Linked DNA regions of Homo sapiens: region 1 is linked to region 2. A link is a loop called in an ENCODE intact Hi-C map of the cell type or tissue named here. Cell type or tissue: GM12878. All regions are shown on one strand. Each heading gives the region's core, and the rest is flanking DNA. Links, peaks and the distances in the headings are about the cores only.

Region 1 (8,693 bases), core at 308-8,307, 260 kb before region 2:
CCCAGCATTTTGGGGGCCAAGGTGGGCAGATCGCTTGAGCTCAGGAGATCTAGACCACCCCGGGCAATGTAATGAGACTTTAACTCTTAAAAAAAAAAAAAATCAAGAACATTAGCCAAGCATGGTAGCATGTACCCGTAGTCCCAGCTACTCGGGAGGCTGAAGCAGGAGGATCACTTGAGCCTGGGAGATGGAGACTGCAGTGAGCCAAGATTTTGCTACTGCACTCCAGCCTGGGTGATTGGGTGATGGAGTGAGACCCTGTCTCAAAAAGAAAGAAGGAAAAAGAAAGCTGGATCTTTGATAAAGGAATCTGAGCCTTTGGATTAAGTCTCACCTGAAGACACTGCTACCCTGCTGCCCCCAGCCCTGTAAATACACCAACGAATTCTGTTTAAATTTTTTTTTTAATCTGCAACATAAACATTCCAAACTGACAGCACTATTAAGTGTACCAAGGTTTCCAAAGCAGATATTACACTTTTAGGAAGAACTGAAAGAAGCCTCGGGTCAAATGAAAGACAGACAGCTTACCCTTCCTGCTGGTCAGGTGGCTTTTTAGCTTGTACATGATTCTGGGTACCAAAATTAGAGGGATACAGACATACTAGGAAAAACTATCAGGATTACGAGGATCCCTGAAACCATGTTCCATGGAGACTTATGTAAAAATAAATAAATAAAAGAGACTCAGGGCCAGGCGCGATGGCTCACGCCTGTAATCCCAGCACTTTGGGAAGCCGAGGTGGCGGGTGGATCATGAGGTAAGGAGTTTGAGACCAGCCTGGCCAATATAATGAAACCCCATCTCTACTAAAAATACAAAAAATTAGCTGGGCATGGTGGTGGGCACCTATAATCCCAGCTACTTGGGAGGCTGAGGCAGGAGAATTGCTTGAACCCAGGAGGCGGAGGTTGCAGTGAGCCGAGATCGTGCCACTGCATTCCAGCCCAGGTGACAGTGCGAGACTCCGTCTCAAAAAAAAAAAAAAAAAAGAGAGACTCAGATAAACAAGAGATCCAAAAACTTGAGAAGGTCTAGCCTTCCAAACAGAAGATCTGTGAGGGATATGGCATTCCATGAGGAATCCAATGCTTTTTAATCTTCTACAGCCAACAGACTCTCTTGAAAAACTGTTGAAAGCTATGGGAACTCTCCGCAGGGAATTGTACATGGAAACCAAATTCTACAAACATTTTTAGGGGATTGCTGCCCCTCCACCACCACTGCCAAAGCCCATCCACAGACAACCCCCGTAGAAGACCAAAACCAGCGTTCAGAGCCTCGGGATTAGGCATCACCTGTGTAACGCCCACCCCTTGCCAAAGTCATAAACCAGAACCAATGGATGGGTGTCATATGGAGGTGAGCATCGGCTCAGTAAAAAGACTTCCTATCATGCCTGCCATCTGGAAACAGAAAAGGCTGCCTGGCATGTAGGGAGCTTGTCATCACTGCAGGTTTTCAATAAAAAACTGAATTAGCATTTTCAGGAAAGTCATAGAGAGGGTTCAGTCATGCCACTAGACTAAATGACCCAAGGCCTTTTAGGACTTTGCTACTTAAAATGTAGTCTGAGGGCCAGTAGCATTGGCATCATCTGGGAGCTTGTTAGAAGTGCAGAATCTCAGGTTCATGTCTTAGAGCAGTGCTTCTTAAGCTCTGACTCATCTGCATGTCAGAGCTTAAGAAGCACTGCTCTAAGATTTTCTAAGGGGAGAGAAATAAAAATATTCTGGTCCCTCAGCAGCAGTCTTGCACCTATGCCTTCAGAGAGCTGCCCTTTTAGCTTTATGTAAGTTTGGATTTTAGAAGTGAGGGCCCTGCTATAAAACCTCATCCCACCCTCTACCATGAGTTACTATAACACTAACATGAGTTAGCTATCTTCTCAAAGGTTGCTCATGGAGAACCTAGGGGAAGAGTGGAATAATTCCTGCTTTGTCTCTAAGCCAGTTCCTGAACTTCTACAAGGAAATAGTAATTTAAAAATATTTATCCTCATGACTCTTTTTTTTTTTTTTTTTTGAGGAATAGGGTCTTGCTCTGTTGCCCAGGCTAGAGTGCAGCAGTGCAATCTTAGCTCAGTGTAACCTCAAACTCCTGGGCTCAAGGGATCCTTCCACCTCAGTCTCCCCACTAGCTAGGACTTACAGGTATGTACTGCCACACCCAGCTAATTTTTTTTTTTTTTTTTTTTTTTTTTTTAGCTGAGGGCCCAGGTTGGTCTCTAACTCCTAGCCTCAAGCAATCCTCCTGCCTCATCATCTTTAATAACAATAACATATAATTTATTGTGATCTCACATGAGCCATATACACTGCTAAGTGCCTTTTGAATCCCTTGTCTTACTTAACCCTTACAATAACACAACAGGGTAGGTAATATCATTTTTTCTCCCATTTTTCAGGTGATAAATCTGAGACTCAGAAAGGGTAAGTGACTTGCTCAAGGCCACACAGCTGGTGAGTGGGGAAGCTAGGTCCTGACATGAAAGTTCAAGTTCTTAACCACGAAGCCCCACACCTATTTCCTTTAGAGGAAATTTCTTGCCTTCTACTCTTTTCAGTAAGCAGTAATGGTAGCCTGAAGGTTGTCAAGTTCCCACAGCACTCATCCAAGTTATCTAGGGATAAAGCCAGGCTGTTGACCAGGTAGCCACAGACACAGGTGCACTAGGGTCTCAGATCTCAGCCCTCCATTATATTCCGTTCATTACACAGGAAGACTTAGAGGTCACGCTTTCAAATCCTGGCCCCTTCCTCATTATCTGCTCCAGCATCAGAGTTCTCCCAGGCCTGTATTGACTTGCTTTATCTCCTGGCTGCTGTCCCATCTCCATTAGATCCCAGGCATTTGAGCAAAGTACACAGCTATCCAGTTCTGACTGAACGGAATTGACTCGCCATTCCTTCTCTATAATTTTGGGCATAGTCTGAGAGGATTTAGAAGGTGTCATTGACTTGGAATTACAGTTCTTTGTTACAGAATGAATTTCCGGACCATGCTGAAGAGAGACCTTGCATTTACACAAGCAGCTTTGTTCCTGTCAAAGTGTCCCTCTAATTGCATTGTGCACATTCATTCTGGACTTTGCTTCTCAAGAAGGAACTTTATCAAAGAGAACACTGACTTCCTATAGCACTTAACAACTGCAGCCTTCATTTGGAAATTAATGATGAGCTGCATATACTCTCTTCTACTTATGTTCATTAACTTTTTTATTTCCTACAGCTATTAAACCTTTTGTATGTCTTTGTATAATATGCCCCCACTAGGTCCCGTAAAGCAAAAACCACATTTTACTTAACTTTGTTTCCATCACAGCAGTCTAGCACACTGCCTTGTCTGCATTAAACATTTGATGACCACATGACTGATTGGTAACTAACCGACTGCATTTTACATATTACCATGCACATCTGTTGCTATGCCCAAAGTGAATTCACTCTTCCAGATACTGAACTTATGTGGAGGGAGAAACTTGAAGGGGGAGTGAGGGGAAACACTCTAAGCATGTCGAGAGCCTGAAGCAGATGGTGCTGTATAAAAAACCATAACATTATGGTTTCAGCTCTATGAGAAGTAACAATAAAATGTGCTCCCATGAGGTAGGACTAAGCCACTAATCCCCCTGGTACAGCTGGAAGCACAAAAGCTTCTTAAAGTTCAGGGACCTCAACCCACCTGGTTAGACAATAACCAGGCCAAAGCCTCATTTCTCAGCTGCTTTTGTTATCACTTGCTCCAACTCCCAAAACACTTAAAGAGAATTGTGGGAATTTTAAAATAAACTTGCTTGAGAAATGGGCCAGAATTGTATCATTTTCTTACAAAAACAAAAAATCCTTAATACTAGCTAGAAAAAAAAAACAAACAGGGCATTTCCTCCAGTTATTAAAAAAAATTCAGTAAATAAAATTTTTTAATTTCTACTAGGTACTGATTCGCTGTTTGAAATTTTGTCAGATTTCTCTCCTCTTTATGAGACTCTCAACAGGTGACTCTTCCTGGTCTATTTTTCATTCAATAAATAGTTCTAGAGAGCTGACTATGCTCTCTAAGGCTAGAATCTACTCAGTGCATAGACAAAAACAGAAGTGAGCTGTTCGTACGGCTTCTTCACATGTGGTTCCTTCAGTACCGAAATTTCATCTGCTCTAATGATCAACTTTACCCCTAGAATCTTTTTTTTTTTTTTTTTTTTTGAGACAGAGTCTCACTCTGTTCCCCAGGCTGGAGTGCAGTGGTGCACTCTCGGCTAACTGCAACCTCTGCTCCCAGTTTCAAGTGATTCTCCTGCCTCAGCCTCCCGAGTAGCTGGGATTACAGGTGCACACCACCATGCTCAGCTTAGTTTCGCATTTTTAGTAGAGATGGGGTTTCACTATGTGGCCAGGCTGGTCTTGAACTCCTGACCTCAGGTGATCTGCCCACCTCGGCCTCCCAAAGTGCTGGGATTACAGGTGTGAACCACCACGCCCAGCCTAGAATCTTTAACAGGATGCAGGAACCCCCAGACCACAAAGGAAGGGGAGATAATACAGCTGAAAGCACTGCACAGTTCAAACCCTGTCTCTGTTACTCATGCGAGTACGGGCCCTCACCATGCTTCAGTTACTCACACATAAAATGGGGAAGAAAACACTTCCTCTCTCAGAACAAAAGTGCCTGGTGCTTGCATAAATATTCTTTGTATAAATATTCATATCTATAAATATTATCATACAACCTTAACCCAGGGGTTGAAGACTAAAGTGTCTGTTGGTACAAACGAGTGTAGGAACTGGGTCAAGTGAACAGGAACTCAGAGTCAGGGAAGTGGGGGACTGGTGGGGCTGGGGGTGAGCCAGAGAACACCACCTCGCTAAGGGACTGGCCTGATGCAGCACGAGCCAATTGTGACCTCAGGGGATATGGCCCAGTGTCCTCTCTTTTTCTGATTTTTCAAGAGAAGCCAGCTCTCCACGGTTTGACAGGAAATCTCCTAATTTTTATTTATTTATTTATTTTTGAGATGGAGTTTCGCTCTTGTTGCCCAGGCTGGAGTGCAAATGGTGCGATCTCAGCTTCCTGCAACCTCCGCCTCCTGGGTTCAAGCAATTCTCCTGCCTCAGTCTCTTTTATAGCTGGGATTACAGGCAGATGCCACAACAGCCAGCTAATTTTTGTATTTTTAGTAGAGACAGGGTTTCACCATGTTGTTCAGGCTGGTTTCAAACTCCTGACCTCAGGTGATCCACCCGCCTCAGTCTCCCAAAGTGCTGGGATTACAGGCATGAGCCACTGCGCCCAGCTGAAAGCTCCTAATTTTTAAACGTTGGGAGGCAATATGGTGCAACAGTTAGGAGCAGGAACTCCAAAACCAGACCATCTAGGTTTATAAACCTCAGTTCTGCCATTTACCTGCATGTGATTTTTAACAACCTATTTAACCTCTTCATGTCCCATTTTCCTCATCTAAAAATAGATAATAATTAGTATCTATTTCATAAGGTTACTACGAGGAATAAAAGGTCAACATAAATGTATATACACAAGACCAGCCTGTGCAACATTGCAAGACCCCATCTCTACAAAAAAAAAAAAAAAAAGGGGGCAAAGGACTCAAATAGATGTTTTGCCAAAGGAAACATATGAATGGCCAACAGGTGTATGAAAACATGCTCAACATCACTAATCATCAGGGAAATGCAAAATGAAACCACAATGAGATACTACTAAAAGCCTGTCAGGATGGCTATTATTTAAGAAAACAAAAATAAATTGTAAAAGACAACAAGCATTGATGAGGATGTGGAGAAATTGGAACCTTGGTACACTATTAGTAAGAGTACAAAATGGTGGAACTACTATGGAAAAAAGTACGGAAATTCCTTAAAAAATTAAAAATAGGACTACTACATGATCCAGCAATCCCACTTCTGGTTATTTATTTAAAATAATTAAAATTAGGATGTGAAAGAGCTAACTGCACTCCATGTTCATTACAGCACTTATTCACAATAGGTAAGATTTGGAAACAACCTAAATGTCATCCAAAGATGAATGATTTTTAAAATGTGGTATATACATATAACAGAATACTATTCAGCCTTAAAAAGAGAAGAAAACCCTGCAATACATGACAACATGGATGAACTTGAAGGACACTGTGCCAAGTGAAATAAGCCCGTCAGAGAAGGACAAATACTGCATGATTCTATTTATAGGAGAGATCTAAAATTGCTGAACTCATGGAATCAGAGGAGAATGGGGTTACCAGGGGCTGGGGCAAAAGGGAAATTTGTAGTCGCTAATCAATGGGTACAGTATAAAGTTTCAATTATGCAAGATTAAGTCCTAGAGATCTGCTGTATCACACTGTACCTATAGATAGCAATACCATATCATACACTTAAAAATCTGGCCAGGCACAGTGGTTCATGCCTGTAATGCCAGCACTTTGGGAGGTGGAAGTGGGTGGATCACGATCAGGAGTTCGAGACTAGCCTGGCCCACATGGTGAAACCCTGTCTCTACTAAAAATACCAAAAATTAGCCAGGCGTAGTGGCAGGTGCCTGTAATCCCAGCTACTCAGGAGGCTGAGACAGGAGAATCACTTGAACCCAGGGGGGCAGAGGTTGCAGTGAGCCCAGATTACACCATTGCACTGTAGCCTGGGCAACAAGAATGAAACTCCGTCTCAAAAAAAAAAAATCTATGAAGAAGGCCAGGTGCAGTGGCTCACAGGTGCAATTCCAGCACTTTGGGTGGCCGAGGCAGGTAGACCACTTGAAGTCAGGAGTTCAAGACCAGCCTGGCCAACATGTCAAAACCCAATCTCTACTAAAAATACAAAAATTAGCCGGGCATGGTGGGGCACACCTGTAATCCCAGCTACTTGTGAGGCTGAGGCAGGAGAATCGCTTGAACCCAGGAGGCAGTGGTTGTAGTTAGCCAAGATCGTGCCACCGCACTCTGGCCTCCACAATACAGCGAGACTCCGTCTCAGAAAAAAAAAAAAAAGAAAAAAGAAAAAAAAAAAAAGGCCGGGCACAGTGGCTCACACCTGTAATCCCAGCACTTTGGGAGGCCGAGGCAGGCAGATCACCTGAGGTCAAGAGTTCAAGACAAGCCTGACCAACATGGTGAAACCCTGTCTCTACTAAAAAAACAAAATTAGCTGGGTGTGGTGGCACATGCCTGTAATCTCAGCTACTTGGGAGTATGAGGAAGGAGAATCACTTGAACCAGGGAAGTGGAGGTTTCGGTGAGCCAAGATCACGCCATTGCACTCCGGCCTGGGCAATAAGAGAGAAACTCCATCTCAAAAAAATAAAAATAAAAATAAAATAATTTTCAAAAGAAATTTGGATTTTGGGTTCTCGGAGGGGAAATACCACCCTGGGGCATTTTGGATATATCACAATTTGTTTACCCATTCATCCGCAAGTGGACATTTGTGTTGTTTATGGGTCTTGGCTATGACAAAGCTGCTATGAATACTTATATACAAGTCTGTTTGCTCGCTTTTCTCTTGCTCTGCCCCTTGGTGATATTGGGAGTGTTGCAGAGCAATGCCTAGGTCCTCCTCCTCCTGCCCTGCCTATGAGGCTGCCTGCTGCTTTCACCTTCCTAGGTATGTAACTTTATTTATTACTATTATTTTTTTGAGACAGGGTCTCGCTCTGTCACTCGGGCTAGAGTGCAGTGGCACAATCACAACTCATTGCAGACTTGACTTCCCAGGCTTAAGCCATTTTTCCCCCACCTCACCCTCCCAAGTTGCTAGGACTACAGCAATTTTATATATATATAAAATATATATTATATTATATAAAATTATATTTTATATAAAATATATATTATATTGTATAAAATTATATTTTATATAAAATATATATTATATTGTATAAAATTATATTTTATATAAAATATATATTATATTGTATAAAATTATATTTTATATAAAATATATAATTAAATTTAATAATATTTAAAAATACATATATGTACACACACTTTTTTTTTTTTTTTTGAGGCAGAGTCTCGCTCTGTCACCCGGGCTGGAGTGCAGTGGCGCGATCTCAGCTCACTGCAAGCTCCGCCTCCCAGGTTCACGTCATTCTCCTGCCTCAGCCTCCCAAGTAGCTGGGACTACAGGCGCCCACCACCACGCCCGACTAATTTTTTGTATTTTTTAGTAGACACGGGGTTTCACTGTTAGCCAGGATGGTCTCGATCTCCTGACCTCGTGATCCACCCGCCTCAGCCTCCCAAAGTGCTGGGATTACAGGAGTGAGCCACCGTGCCTAGCCAAAATATTTTCTTTTTTAACCGAGCTCCAGGGCAGGGGATGAAGTCTACTCCTTGATGGGCTGAGCAAGGCTGCTCTCCTGTGATGTCATTATCTCCTGTTCTAACTCATTCCCTACTCCCATTTTCTTCTTCCCTCAGGCAGCTATCCTAATGTGTGTAATGTGCATCTTTCCCTACGTGTTCTTGTAAGATGTGTATAGTTAATATGTATGTAGGTTTCCAAAACTTTTAATTATAAAATGCTAATATTTTAATAAGTGGTATTTTATAGATGTCATTCCAATCTTTTTTCACTCAGCTCAATGTTTTTAATCTCATCATGTTGCTAATATATAACCAGCTACACACGATAAAAAATTAATTTAATGCCATAATTGAATTATAAAGAAG
Region 2 (8,693 bases), core at 376-8,375:
CTCCATGTTGGTCAGGCTGGTATTGAACTCCCAACCTCAGGTGATCCACCTGCCTTGGCCTCTCAAAGTGCTGGGATTACAGGCGTGAGCCACCATGCCCGGCCACGTATCTGGGAGTTAAAACCACCATATCTGGGAGTTCTTGGCCAGGCCGTGTCATATTGTCATTCCTGACAATAGAGGAAGATTAGAACTGCACCTGACAATAGAGGAAGATTAGAACTGCATCAGAATTTTGTTTTCTGGACCACACTATTGCAGTCCCCAGAAGAGTGTCACGGGTCAGCCACTGCTGAACACAAGGATGAGGACAGTCGGAATGCTAAATGCCCAGCCCAGCCCACCCAGCCCAGTCCAAAAGCAGCCTTTTTTTTCCTTTTTCTTTTCTTTTTTTTTTCTTAGTGAAATAGTAACAGACTATAGGGAGGCAATAGCTGTCTCTGGGACTATCAAGACACCAGCTCAGCTGCGCAGCAGACAAATGTCACTTTTCTGATACAGGTGGCCCTAATCAGAGAGATCCTACTACAGCTGGTGCTCAAAAATAACCTTTCCCCCTCTCTGATTTACCCAGGCAAGTGAAAGAAGACAGACTCCAGGATTACATTCTCCAGAGCATGAGTATGTTGCTCTTCTTTATCTAACTTGCTGGTTAGAGGGATTGTCAAATTATAAAGTTGGTTAAGGTCCAAGATTAAAAAGTTTAATATGTAAAATGCAATTTTATTGGGGAGGATAATGAGGATGCTTCGTTACTGAGGGTCTTGGCATATTTTGGAGTAACCGAGAGTCAATAAATTAGGAACTATTCCTCAGATGCTTTTATTAAAGACATAGCAATATAGGTCAAATGCACGTACAATTTCAGATAATAAGATTCCAAATTTTCCTTCAGCTTATGCCCCAGAGGGTATGGAATTTAGAGAGGAACATTTAGTTAAAACGGAAACATGAACAAGTGGGCTTTTCGTTAGAGGCCTTTTTCATCCTAGGCTGAGGGACCTTACTGCACAATTCTGCCCCTGGAAGGTTACTTCATCCACAACCCTCAATATCCCAGCAATATCCTTTCAGCAAGAGCACACAGAACACAGATTCTTGCCCCAGTCGCTGGAATCCTTCAACCCCCTCAAGGAGGGCTAAGCAACATTCTTTTTCTTGGCATCATTGCCTCATTAGAGCAACTAAAACAGGTCCTGAAAGATACAGGGCATGGCCTCCACCATAAGAGTGCCTTCCCTGGAGTCAAACCCAGCCTCCTCTCTGATGCTCTTAGCACCACTCTCCATGACCCTAGCCTGTCCCTGTGCCAGAAGGGCTGTCTGGGGTGGGTGGCATGAGGGGGTATTTTAGTTTACCCACAATTCTGCTGCAATATAGACATGTAGTCTTTAAATCACATATTAGGGTTTTTTAAAGCATGGCACCAATACACTGATGGCACTCTACATGATATTAAGTAGTATTAAAACATAGCTTTTTTTTTTTTTTTTTTTGAGATGAAGTCTCCCTCTGTTGCCCAGGCTGGAGTACAGCGGTGCAAATCTCGGCTCACTGCAACCTCCGCCTTCCAGGTTCAAGCGATTCTTCTCCTCTGCCACCCGAGTAGCTGAGGCTACAGGCACGCACCACCACACCTGGCTAATGCATTTTTCATTTTAATGGTTATGTAGTTATTTTAGTGTGGATTCAAGAAAAAAATTAGCACATCAATGGTTTTTCCATGGCTATTATTTAGGAATGAGGGTAAGAAATAACACATTTAATTAAAAATTTTAAATGGTAGGTAACTTAATAGCATAGGTGATATATAAATAGGGCAAAATTCATGAAGGCTACACTTTGGGGAAAAGATGGCTACAGTTTAGGAAAAAGAGCCACCCATCCCACTCTGTGGCAGTTGGACAAATTAACCAATGTATATGAAACACTTGATAAGTATATTAAAATGCCAAAGACAGCCTTCCACAGTGCTAACAGACATGGAATCAGAAAGTTGAAGTTCCGATCATAGCTCTATCATTTACTTAGCTCTGTGATCATGGGCAAATTATAACTCTTTTAGAAATAAAAATTCCTATCTCATAAGATTTTCTGAGAATTAAATGTGATAACATTTATAAAGCATTTAGCACAGCACCTGGCATATAGCAAGTGCTTAGAAAGTAGGAGTGATTATAATTGCAAAGGCCTCATTTCTAAAGTAGGCTACCCATGTATCTGCCCTGAAGATTACCCTCAAAGAAGATGCAGCCCGAATAGTACAAGAACATTTAGTCCTTTGATTCATAGGTCAGCTGCCAGAGAAATATGCACGCAGACGCATTTGCAAACCCCAAAATTGCATACAATTTTAAGACATTAACAGGCCCCCAATTGACACCTCCTTTAACCATAACCCGCACTGACTATACACCTGGTAAACTAAGATGGAAAACCAGGGTAACAAGAGGTATCTCCAACTACTTCCACCATAGGGAGGCCTGGACTCATCCCACCTTCCGGGTGCATTCCTAAGACTGACTGGTTCTCTTTGGGTGCCTCTTAGTACACAGGCTATCACAGCTTTATTCTCTATGTGGGCAGAATGCAAATAAGGTCTTGAGGGCCCCCCCGACACCCTCATCCCCAGTAACTGGCTTGTTCTCCCTGCCCTGGCTCAGCGTAGTACAGCCCAACCTTGCAATTTAACTCAGTGCTGATGGAGTTGGGTAAACTGAAGTGCCTAGCAAATGTACGTGGAAAACCATGGTCCCTGATAAGCTGCTGATACGGTGTGCTTGTGCTTCCGCCAGTTCTATTTAAACACTGATAGGCCCTTGGGCAAACAAGAAGCCTTTTGTGCTCTGAGCATCCACAACTGCCATCCTGAGCCCAATCTGGACATGAGCAAGCCTCACAGTGGGTGGAAGTGAGGGTGGGGAAGAGACAAACTTTTCCTGCATTTTATCAGATACATGCACACAGGCAAGACCAAGCTGATCTTCAAACCTGGGGGCCCCAATCTTTCCCCACACTCCCTACCCTACCTCACAGTGATCTCTTAACAATGGAGATTTAGAAAAATTTTTCTTTTTCTTTTTTTTTTTTTTTTGAGTCGGAGTCTGGCTCTGTCGCCCAGGCTGGAGTGCAGTGGCACAATCTCGGCTCACTGCAAGCTCTGCCTGCCGGGTTCAGGCCATTCTTCTGCTTCAGCATCCTGAGTAGCTGGGACTACAGGCTCCCGCCACTACGCCCGGCTAATTTTTTTTGTATTTTTAGTAGAGACGGGGTTTCACCGTGTTAGCCAGGATGGTCTTGATCTCCTGACCTCGTGATCCACCCACCTCTGCCTCCCAAAGTGCTGGGATTACAGGCGTGAGCCACCGCGCCCGGCCTAGAAAAAATTTTCTAGAAAATGCACTGTAGTGTTTGTAAAGTTCTACTTTTTTTTTTTTTTTTTTGAGATGGAGTCTCACTTTGGAGTGCAGCAGTGTGATCTCTACTCACTGCGAACTCTACCTCCTGGGTTCAAGTTTCTCCTGCCTGAGCTTCCCAAGTAGCTGGGACTACAAACGTGTGCCACCATGCCCAACTAATTTTTGTATTTTTAGTAGAGATGGGGTTTCACCATGTTGGCCGGGCTGGTTTCGAACTCCTGACCTCAGGTGATCTGCCCACCTCGGCCTCCCAAAGTGCTGGGATTACAGATGTGAGCCATCAGGCCCAGGCTGTAAAGTTGTACTTTTGAATTTAATTTTTTTTTCTTGAATATTAATGTGGATTAGAGACTTGCTCATGAAAATTTGATTCTGGCCAGGCAGTTTGGTCATCACCTGGGAAGTTTTTACAAATGCAGAATCACAAGCCCCAGCCTAGACCTCCTAAACTATTACCTGCATTTTATTAAGCTTCCCAGGTAGTTTGTAGGCATATTAAAGTGTGAGAAGGACTAGATTCGAGCATTTATGTATAAGGCTACTAGAAAGGTATATTGATAACAGTAAATGATTATAGCTTCCTTTCAGATTTGCAACAGATTTTGATCTAAATATTGAGTATAAAAAATAAAAGTTAAATTTAAAGGATGAGACTGATAACAATCATAACTTCTCAAATCTAAATGAATATTTCCTGCAGATAAGTCAATATATATGACCTCAACTGGGCAGCTTTACTCACTCTTCTCTAACATAAAGACACGCTCTTCCCATGAAGGTTCACATCTGTATACATTACAATTGCTGGCATTTTAAGAGGCTAATGAAACACTCTATTTTGCGCTATTGACAGAAGGCAGATTTCTAAAAATCAGAGTTAAGATGTTCCATAATAAACACGGGTTAACTTTGTAAAATAAAAAGGGGTGGGGGCAGGGATGATGGTAGGGGGAGAAGTATTGGTTAGTGGTCAAGAATGCCTTGATTTGGATTCTTGCTCCGTCCACCGGGTGACCTGACCTCTCTGGGAGCCAGCTCCTTTAGTGTAAAATAGGGATAATAGCGCTGTTGCTGTTCAATTCTGGAGGGTTAAAAGATTCTGCGTGAAAAGGACTGTAGCAGCACTTGAACACAATAAATGTTGAATAAATGTAAGCTATTAATATGAAATTAGAATTGAAATCCTGTCTCGAGATACCATTTTGCTTAATTGAGAGAACTTGTCATGTCTCTGTCCAGCACTTGATCTGACTCTTAGCTAGAAAGGTTCATACTATCAGCTGTGCCTATCTCACTGGCTTAGAGAAAGGATAAAAAAAAACCCTGCAGTACAAGCTGGGGGTGGCGGTGGGGGCACTGAAGCCACGCTCCAGGTGAGGTGGGGAGGCACACTGATGGAGGGGTATGAGCCCACTTCATGGGGAACATGCACAAAGAAGAAAACATCTCAGGCTGCTGTGGGAGGGCAGATGTCCTGTGCCTGCAGTCCAGAATCCCCCTCATTCCCACCTTCAATAAAGGGAATCCTGTGGGAAGAGAAAGGAATGTGTTAAAGTGTAGATCAAGAAGGGACAGGAGAATAAAAAGAAATGGAAGCAGGTGCACACACAGGAAAGATGATGAGTGTTCTATTGTTGTTAAAGAGTTCATGCTCTAACAACACAAACCAAATTAATCCCAGCCTCCCCACTTAAGGACGGTAAGGGGCAAGTCAGTTAACATGAGTCTCCATTTTTTTAAAAATATACAACAAGGATCACAGTATTCCCTACCTCAAAGGGTTGGGGAGATGATTAAATCTACCTGTGAAGAAGAAAGCAGAGTACTTCGCACATGATAAATGCTCAATAAATGGTATTCATTACTATCCATCTATGATACGCATCTGCAACACAAAAATACACATGTTTACTGTAGGTTTAATCCCAGGGTCAAGGAATTTGATGTGAACTTCCAATCAACAGAGAAACCAGGTCTCTTCTGGATGCCCTATGGATGAAAGAAGACCAAGGGTATAGGACGCCTTTGTCATAATTGTTGCAACAGTCTAATTATTCCTCTTGGCAATGAAGCAATGGAAAAAAGAGGTATTAGAAGTTGGCTTTAAAAACACCATCATCGGCTGGGCGCGGTGGCTCAAGCCTGTAATCCTAGCACTTTGGGACGCCGAGGCGGGCGGATCACGAGGTCAGGAGATTGAGACCACGGTGAAACCCCGTCTCTACTAAAAATACAAAAAATTAGCCGAGTGTGGTAGCGGGCGCCTGTAGTCCCAGCTACTCAGGAGGCTGAGGCAGGAGAATGGCGTGAACTCGGGAGGCGGAGCTTGCAGTGAGCCGAGATTGCGCCACTGCACTCCAGCCTGGACGACAGAGCGAAACTCCTTCTCAAAAAAAAAAAAAAAAAAAATCATCGAGGCCAGTTGTGGTGGCTCACACCTGTAATCCCAGCACTTGGGGAGGCCGAGGAGGGCGGATCGCTTGAGGTCAGGAGTTCGAGACCAACCTGGCCAAAATGGTGAAGCTCCGTCTCTACTAAACATATAAAAATTAGCCGAGTGTGGTGACGGGCGCCTATAATCCCAGCTACACGGGAGACTGAGGCAGAAGAATCACTTGAACCAGGGAAGTGGAGGTTGCAGTGAGCCGAGAAGGCACCATTGCATTCCAGCCTGGGCAACAAGAGTGAAACTCAGTCTCAAAAAACAAAAACAAAAACATCATGGGGCATTTGTCAGAACGAGCTGAAAAGCAGAAAAAGACAAGATAATCTACACTGCAGCAAAGACTATTTAAAAAATTTAACATCTGATATAAACAGAATGGCTTAAGAGACCTCATCTCACTGGGCTGTGCCAGTATGCTAGTACTACCTATGTAAAAATAATAAATTCACAAAAACAAGTCTGAAAAAGAACAAACAGTTGATTTTTGGAGATAGTAGGCTTAGAAAGTGACTTTTTAGATGTGCTCATAAGTTTTGCAAAATCAGGGCATTTTGAAACCCCTGTAAGATTGACGGAGGAAAAAAAATGTATAACGGTCTAACAGTTTTAGGCAAAGTAAGAGATGAGTGTTTACTTAGGGCAGTGGTTTTCAAGCCATTTTTTTTTCAGCTGCAGAACCCTTTTTGTAAAACAAAATCTGAGATCCCAAATACTCTGAGTAAATTTATTTATATATTGTTTTAGTATTTGTTCATGTCTGTAAATGAGATCACAAATAACCACACAATTGAACACATATTTGAAAATACATCTTATTACATGATTAAGGCTGTTTTTAAAAGATAAAATTCCAATTAAAAGTTTATAGAATCCTAGTGTTTTGTGGAAGGTAATTCAGAAGCATCAGAAGGATTATGAAATTTGGGACTAGCCAGGTGCTTCTCCATGGAGGCCCGAGAGTTGTCATAGATTCATGCAGATGCCATTGGAGGTGATCTATATAGTGAGAGAGAACAAAGAGCAGAGGACACCCCAATGCTTTCTGTTTAATGGCCAAGCCAAACTAGTACTGAAGGGGCATGAAGAGGTGAGCCTGTGAACACTGTGACAAATGCCACCACTGTGAAAAGCTCCCCAGATCCCCCAATAAAGGGGAAAACAGGCAGGCCCTATCTGGGCAGGCTTGGATTGGCAGGACTGGGTTGGGGGGCACAGACACAGGCTGGAACCATCTATCCAGGGGCATACAGGAACGTTCCTTGGAGAGCTTCAGGAAGAGAAAGCAGGCATGTGGTTTTCTTGTTGGATGCGGCTAGATGGAATGGGAAGATAGAAAGCAACTAGGGTTAGGCCGGGCGCGGTAGCTCACGCCTGTAATCCTAGCACTTTGGGAGGCCAAGGCGGGCAGATCACCTGAGGTCAGGAGTTCGAGACCAGCCTCACCAACATGGTGAAACCCCCATCTCTACTAAAAATACAAAAGTTAGCCGGGCACGGTGGCAGGCGCCTGTAATCCCAGCTACTCGGGAGGCTGAGGCAGGAGAACCACGTGAACCCAGGAGTCGGAGGTTGCAGTGAGTCAAGATCACGCCATTGCACTCCAGCCTGGGGACAAGAGTGAGACTTCGTCTCAAAACAAACAAACCAAAAAACCAAAACAAAACAAAAAAAAGAAGTAACTAGGGTTCAAATGGCCCAGGGTTAAGATTTGGAGAAAGGAAAGGGAGAGCGGCCACTGAGAAAATGGCCCTATCTACAGTTGTGTAGGAATTTAGGACAGAGAAGTAACAAGAGTGATCTAAGCAGCACTGGAAACGTAGGGGAAGGGGGAGGTGTCGAGAGGGCGGCAAAGAAGACATGGAAAGGGCAGGGAAAAGAGCAGAGAATGTAAGGCCAGTGCAGAAAGAAACAAAGCAAAGGATAAGAAGTTCAAAGGCTGCTTCGAATACCTAAATCCATACAAAGATAGTATACGGCAAGTCTTGTAATGTAATACAAATGGACTAAGCAAAAAAGAGGCCAGAGTTTCAGCCTATAGAACTCAGGAAAGGAAATGAGAATCAAAGTTTATTGAATCTGTAGAGTGTTTTGATGTTAGTGAGTGTTGGAAAATTATTTGCCGGGGGAGGGAGGCTTTGGTTGCTTGGTGGTAAAGAACGCAAAATAATCCCTTTTATAGTAATCTGTGAAGATCAAATGAACATGTATATAAGTTCCCACATAAACATATGATAATATTACCAGAAAAGCAATAGTAAATCATATTCTCATCTGGGCTGCAGGAATTTAGGAGGATAAGAATGATCTGATTTATCAGGGATGGCCTAATGACATTTAGGAAAGAAGGAATGAGGAAAGGCAGGGTTTATGAGAGCTATACGGTCCTGAAAAGGAAATGAATTCCCTCGGTTTGAATTATAGGTTTGGGCTTTTCATGTCCTGCCCTTAGACCCAATACTATAGCTGATCAGCTGTGAAGAGCTGTTTGCTAGATGCTGGGCACTTTACCTCCCTAAAAATGGCCCTGTGAGAAAATATTCCAGCACACAGATTAGAAAACCAAAGCTTGGATAGGACATGCAAATGACCCAAGATTACACAGCCAGTAAATGGGGAGCGAGGGCTCAAGCCCTAGGCTAACAGTCACAAGTCCCCTTGGCAGCTGGTTTTCTAGGTCCTGGCCACATAGCACCCTGAGATGTTCCCCCATCCTTTTGGCCCTTTTGGGGGTGGCCTCTTCAAGTGGCAGTAATCTCTCCTTTGAGGGCATTTGGTTTTACGAACATCTTTAAAAGTGCCCTTCTGGTGAAAATTAAGTTAGCAGCAAG

The links. A loop is a pair of places that touch in the nucleus more often than their neighbours do. Peaks named below come from ENCODE experiments on the same cell type or tissue, not always from the same donor. Only the 100,000 strongest peaks of a DNase experiment are listed, where the experiment ranks them.
Region 1: a loop joins it to region 2, with 2.2 times the contacts of the local background. A loop is called at or near these places in 8 of 110 quality-filtered maps.

Annotation. Positions count from the first base shown.
Region 1 is chr5:142,415,606-142,424,298 of GRCh38, reverse strand. All of the region lies in intron 3 of SPRY4-AS1 (SPRY4 antisense RNA 1), which reads right to left. Among named protein-coding and RNA genes, the nearest start is that of SPRY4-AS1, 95 kb to the right of the region's middle. In GM12878, for the core only: no CTCF peak of the experiment used is centred there; a DNase peak (open chromatin) is centred at 4,588.
Region 2 is chr5:142,160,493-142,169,185 of GRCh38, reverse strand. All of the region lies in intron 2 of LOC107986455 (a long non-coding RNA gene), which reads left to right. It overlaps LOC124901096 (a long non-coding RNA gene), which reads right to left and starts at 5,612. Exons shown (of 2, transcript XR_007058978.1): 1 at 5,223-5,612; 2 at 799-4,945. In GM12878, for the core only: no CTCF peak of the experiment used is centred there; no DNase peak of the experiment used is centred there; H3K27me3 peaks cover 160 bases.